2 separate regions of the Homo sapiens genome follow, and region 1 is linked to region 2. Evidence: chromatin loops called from intact Hi-C (ENCODE). Cell type or tissue: dorsolateral prefrontal cortex. All regions are shown on one strand. Links, peaks and the distances in the headings refer to the core of each region. The heading gives the core; the rest is flanking DNA. Region 1 overlaps ARMC3 (armadillo repeat containing 3). Region 2 has its middle 54 kb from the start of ARMC3.

The links. A loop is a pair of places that touch in the nucleus more often than their neighbours do. Peaks named below come from ENCODE experiments on the same cell type or tissue, not always from the same donor. Only the 100,000 strongest peaks of a DNase experiment are listed, where the experiment ranks them.
Region 1: it touches region 2 in a loop (2.6-fold over the local background); 1 of 110 quality-filtered maps calls a loop at or near these places.

Annotation. Positions count from the first base shown.
Region 1 is chr10:22,976,399-22,979,318 of GRCh38, reverse strand. The region is part of intron 8 of ARMC3 (armadillo repeat containing 3); the gene reads right to left. Among named protein-coding and RNA genes, the nearest start is that of ARMC3, 50 kb to the right of the region's middle. In dorsolateral prefrontal cortex, for the core only: a CTCF peak has its summit at 1,324; no DNase peak of the experiment used is centred there; H3K27ac peaks cover 1,832 bases.
Region 2 is chr10:22,872,813-22,875,732 of GRCh38, reverse strand. No RefSeq gene overlaps it. Among named protein-coding and RNA genes, the nearest start is that of ARMC3, 54 kb to the left of the region's middle. RefSeq lists an enhancer at 1-387. In dorsolateral prefrontal cortex, for the core only: no CTCF peak of the experiment used is centred there; a DNase peak (open chromatin) is centred at 1,452; H3K27ac peaks cover 2,500 bases.

The DNA.
Region 1 (2,920 bases), core at 135-2,634, 100 kb before region 2:
AAATACTTTCCTTGAATTGCTACACCAAGGAGTATTTGTGTTTTAATTACACAGATCATAAAGATGGCAAGATAGTTATGCTACTAATAGCATAATGTCCTTTAAAAATAACATTTGTTCAGTACCCCTAAAATAAAAAGCATGACGTTTTCTTACTGGAAACAAATCTGTATGTAATGATGCTTTCCTTCATCCATTCTCAGAAGTTGCTATTGTGCCACTTTTGCTCCTGCTGAGATGTTAATGCCAGTTCATAAACCTCATGGCAACATGGTAATTAACACCTTCCTCCTACTGGTACCAGGTCAAAGGCATATTGATTTGGGCTTTCCACAGTTGAGATGCATGTTAAAAGTTTACTCAACAAACAACACTTAAAGAAAGTGTGTTTATGAGTTTGGACGTTTCGACTGTGTTTCTGACATACAATGACAATGCATGACCTTGTCTAAAAAAATATTCTTATGATGATGGAAAGTAAAAATAAGTGTATAAATTGCTATTGATAGTTACATTGTATAATAACAGTATAAGGAGCAATATTTGTCAAAATCTACTTATAAATGGAGTTTTCTAACTGTGGGAAATTTTTTAAACTTCTTCATGATTATATGCTTTCAATACAGGAATATTAGGATATAGCTTTCTTATTCATTGTTAAGTTTTTAAGAGTTTGCCACTGTAACTAATATAAAATAAGACATGTCTGATGAAGCTGGCTGTGTCTGGCAGATAGAGGTCAAAGCAGGCAGGAGTTTATATACAAAGTAGACAAATGATATGGTTTGGCTGTGTCCCCAAACAAATCTCATCTTGAATTGCAGTTCTCGTAATTCCCACATGTTGTGGGAGGGAACAGGTGGTGATAATTGAATCACAAGGCCAGTTTCCCTGATCCTGTTCTCCTGATAGTGAGTTAGTTCTCACGAGATCTTATGGTTTTATCAGGGGCTTCTCCCCTTTGCTGGGTATTCACTCTCTCCTGCCACCCTGCAAAGAGGTGCTTACTGCCATGATTATAAGTTTCCTGAGGCCTTCCCCAGCCCGGCAGAACTGTGAGTCAATTAAACATTTTTCCTTTATAAATTACCCAGTCTCAAGTATTTCTTCATAGCAGTTTGAGAACAGACTAATACAACAAGAAATACAGGTAGGACCTGAAAAGAAGGCAGAATCTAGAATCCAGGCAGGAGGAAGAGGTGGATATGGTAGATCTGGCCAGATAATAAGAGTTAAGAGGTAAATAACCAAAATAGAGGAGAATAATTAGGCAATGACAAAGATTTAACCTATCTTCTAGCACTGGCCTCAAAGATGTTGGTTCTGCCCTAATATTGTGTTCTGGTCAGAAGTGGGCAGTACTGCCCAAAAATGTCATGGCTAAGGCAGATCAGAGTCCTTAGGGGAAATCCTGCTTCTGGAATGGAGAGATTTTCTCAAAGCTCTGCACTTCCAATGAGAAGAGCATTCATTCATAATAATTTATTGGGATATGTGAACAGAGAGAAAGTTTGAATCTTCGTGGAATCATCTATCTTTCTAGAGGTTCCAAGAATCAAGCTTTCAGACCAGATATCTCCTAGGCTATAAGAAAATTAAACCACCTCTGCATTCACTGAATTTGAAGACCTACCTGGCATACTTTTTCAGTTTTTGTAGAGTTGCCAAAGATGAAAACAATTTAAGAAGGAAGGAGGCTATGTCAGAAGGGATGGAGGAAGATTACCAGTTGAATAAGTTGAATTATAAAATGGAAGTTTGCACAGTAATAGAGGAAACCTGCAAGACCATGGTGAAGGAGCCCGACTTTAATACAGATGGGCAGTTGGTTGAATGATGTTAAGGTAGATCTGGGAAATGGAGGTTCTGCTCAGCAATGGAAGTTAACTTTTGTGCTGTGCTTGCTTGGTATTCCAATGAGGGCCGGGTTACTTTAGTTCATGCACAGGTTGTTGCTTTAATCTACCATAGTGGGAACAGGTGAAGGTCTGGTGTGAGAAAACTGGTAGCAGATGTAGAGCAGAGTGGGCTATACTAGGTTACAGCACGAGGAAGCAGGTTTTTTAATTTCTTAAGGACAGAAAGAGAAACCAGTTATTTTATTGACACCTTGAAAATTAACAGAATTAGAAAATTTGAGATTTCCTCTAAATCTAGCCATTTGAAGAACATGGATACCAATAGATCAAAACAGCATTTCCCAAACCAGAATCCAGACAAAAGGCCCAAACCAGAGCAAATGAGTATAAAATTATGGTCGAACAAAGTTATACAATCCAGACCACAAGGGAGAGTTTCTGAGGAAGAACAAATTGATAACCAATGGCCATGTGCTTGTGTAAAATAGAAGAATCTCTGATGCCAAGTGGGGCTATCTGGATTTGATCCTGCTTATTCTAGCTCAAGAGTTATTCAGAAGACAGGTGGGCTTCAGGCAGTCCGTGAACTCCCTGCAATTATATGCAGAATGTAGTGTATTTGTGCATTTTCAGAAGGTTACTCTTTGTTCAGATTGTCAAAGAAACTTAACACTCCCCAAAGTGGAGTGTGGGCAGTATAGTTGGATGTGCTTGGAAGCTGTCAGAAATACAGGCAGGAATTCAGAAGACAGGTCAGAATTAGAAACAGATTTGGGATTCATAAGCAAATAAGGAGGCAGCTGAAACATTAGTCATAAGTAAGAGTGCTCAGGGAGATTTTCAAGAGAACAAGACATAAAACAGAAGGCAAGTTTAGGTTGAAATAAGCTGAGGAAAGTGGTAAAGGTGAAGGCTGGTCTGGTAATTTGAAGAACAATCAGGAGAGAGGGGTGTTTTGAAAACGATGGAATAAAAGAGTTTACAGGAGGAGAGGGCAATCAGCAGTGTGGATTCCCACCCAGAGGTCACGTTAAAAAGGACTGAAAATGCCTCTGCAGGAT
Region 2 (2,920 bases), core at 192-2,691:
GACCCTTGGTACATCACACTAAGAGATGACTCAGTGTGAGGCCCAGGCCACACCGATAGGCTCAAGGTGAGCACTGACCACACCAGAAAGACCAACCATGTGGTTAGGGGGTCGGGACTTTGAGCCATATGATGCTAGACTGATATCCAAGAAGGGGAGGGGGCTAGAGATTGGGTTTAACCATGTAGGCCATGATACAATCAGTCATGCCTATGTCATGGAGCCTGGAGAAAATCTTTAGATACCAAAGCCCAGGTGAGTTTCTTAGATTGGTGACATTCTGTATATAGCCACACATCAACATCAGGAGAGTAACGCATCCCGAGGGCATGGAAGCGTTGTGTTTGGGACCTTCCCAGTCCCAGATTTTACCTTATGATCTTTTCCTTGGGCTGGTTCTGAACTGTATCCTTTGCTGTAATAAAACTGTCATCCTACATATAACGCTTTGCTGAGTTCTGTGACTCATTCTAGCACATTATCAAATCTGAGGGAGTCCATGGGGACCCCCAAATTTGTGGCTGGCCAATCCGAAGTGAGGGTGGCCCTGGGCATCCCTGAACTTGTAGCTGGTGTCAGAAGTCTTGGGTAGATGTAACATTCTGGAGGACCGTGCCTTTAACCTGCCTTTTGTTATAGGAGTGTCAGCTGTGTTTAATACCTTTCCTCACCTATTATAAGAGTCACAGCCAACACTCCTATAACAAAAGACAGGTTAACAAGAGAAAAGCTTAACTATTTAACCACAGATTTACATGACATAGAAGCCTTCAGATATGAAGACTCAGAGACCCAGGAATACTGTCTATTTTTATGCTTAGGTTCAATGAAGAATGGACAGCCATGTAGAAATGTGATTGGACAAAAAGACTATGATCTAATGGTGATAGACTGAGGCGGGGAACCTATCAAGAACCATCTGCCCAGACTTTTTTTGGCGTCTCTGAGCATCACTTCTTCCTCCCGAGAATAGGGCAGCACCCCTAGGGAGAGAATAACTTTCCTAGGTGTTATGGCTTGCTTTGCGGGAGAGGAGTTCTAGTGTTTATGACTCATTCTGGGGAGGAGGAATTCTGATTTCTATGGCTGGCTTTAGGGAAGAAGAGGGGTGGAAGACATGAGGTAAGAGTGTTCCTGGATGGAAGGTCTTGACTATGAATTGTCCAAGCTCTTGGCTTGTTGAACAAAGACTTGAACAAAATGCACAAACAAAGCAACAAAAGAACAAAGCAATGAAAGACAAATGGCAACAAAAGAATGGAGTAACAAAGGCATAGATTTACTGAAAAAGCAAAAGTACAATTCACAGAGTAAGGGCAGGCTCAGGCAAGAGGCCCAAGAGCCTCCTCTACTGCAATGCTCCCCGGGCTTTTTATAAAGCCAAAAGAATTCGGTAACACCCTCAGCTGCGCTTCAGAGGCCTCCAGCTGGTTACACCCTAAGAACAATTGGCCTGCAACCAATCAGAGGCTGAAGTGGAGAGTTGGTCCACATCAATCAGAGGCTGAAGTGGAAACTTTTGTCTTGTTTTTACAGGAGTGAAAAGGTGGCCTGTGTGCTGCCCAGTCTTGCCTAGAACTGGCTGCACCTGCTGTTCTGTTGCTTATGCAAACTCCTATTCCTTTGCTTATGCCCCAACCCTTGGCTACCCTAATTCCCTATCCTCCTGCCTCAAGAGGTCAGAGAGATCTTGTTTCTGAGGCTCTCCAACGTCCCTCAGTTTAAAGTACTCAGTGTGCCAAGTGCCATAATTATGAGTGTCATGTTCTGAGCCCCAACAGGGCTAAGGCTGGGCAGTCTTTGTTCTTGTGATCCTTATGGACCACTGAAGACGCTAGAGAAAAAATTATTAATACCTATGCGAATAAACATGAGACACATAACAGTGGGCCTTACCTACTCTTAGGGGTCAAGGAAGTTTCCCTAGAAGTGGAAGAGCATTTGAAGAAGAGAAATGAGTCCATGCAAAGGCTCTGAGACAGGAAGCAGCACATCACAATGGAAGAATTTACAAGGGGCTGCAGTGTCTGGACAGCAGAAAGTGGGGCAAGCAGAGGTGGGAGAGAAAGAAAGTTGTCAGTTCATGCAGTCCCATGCATGCTGTTAAGGACTTTGGAGTTTGTTTTAGAAAAGTAGAAAGCCTCTGAAGTGACAATTAGACTTGCATTTTTAATAGTTACTTAGTAGGCATGAGGAGAGCCTAAATCCACTCCAGTGACATGGCTGGTACAAGAGTAGTCCTAGTAGCACAGCCAAGGGCGGTGGAGGAACGTGGATGCATTCAAGATCTGCAGAAGCTAGAATCAACCATACTTGGTGATCAAATGGAAATTGGAGTACTGATGCAGGAGATCCCAGGTGTCAGGCATGACTAGGGACAACAAGGGGCTGTTCACTGTGAAAGGAAAATGAATCTTGGGACCCCAAAACCACTAAGCCAAAGGGAAAAGTCAAGCTGGGAACTGCTTAGGGCAAACCTGCCTCCAAATCTATTCCTAAAAAACATAGCTACTAAGATTTAAAAAAAAAAAAAGCTACACACCTCCCTCCCTCACAAGGAATTTCACTGTGGACAAAGGACAGACAGAACTCAAAGTCATTCCTCTGCTCACCGAGATAAATGCATATCTGATTGCCTCTTTTGGAAAGGTTAATCAGAAGCTCAAAAGAATGCAACAATTTGTCTCTTACCTACCTATGACCTAGAAGCCCCCTCTCCTCTTCCAGTTGTCCCGCCTTTCCAGACAGAACCAATGTACATCTTACATATATTGATTGATGTCTCATGTCTCTCTAAAATGTATAAAACTAAGCTGTGCCCCGACCACCTTGGGCACATGTCGTTAGCACCTCCTGAGGTTGTGTCATGGGTACGCATCCTTAACTCTGGCAAAATAGGCTTCCTAAATTGACTAGGACC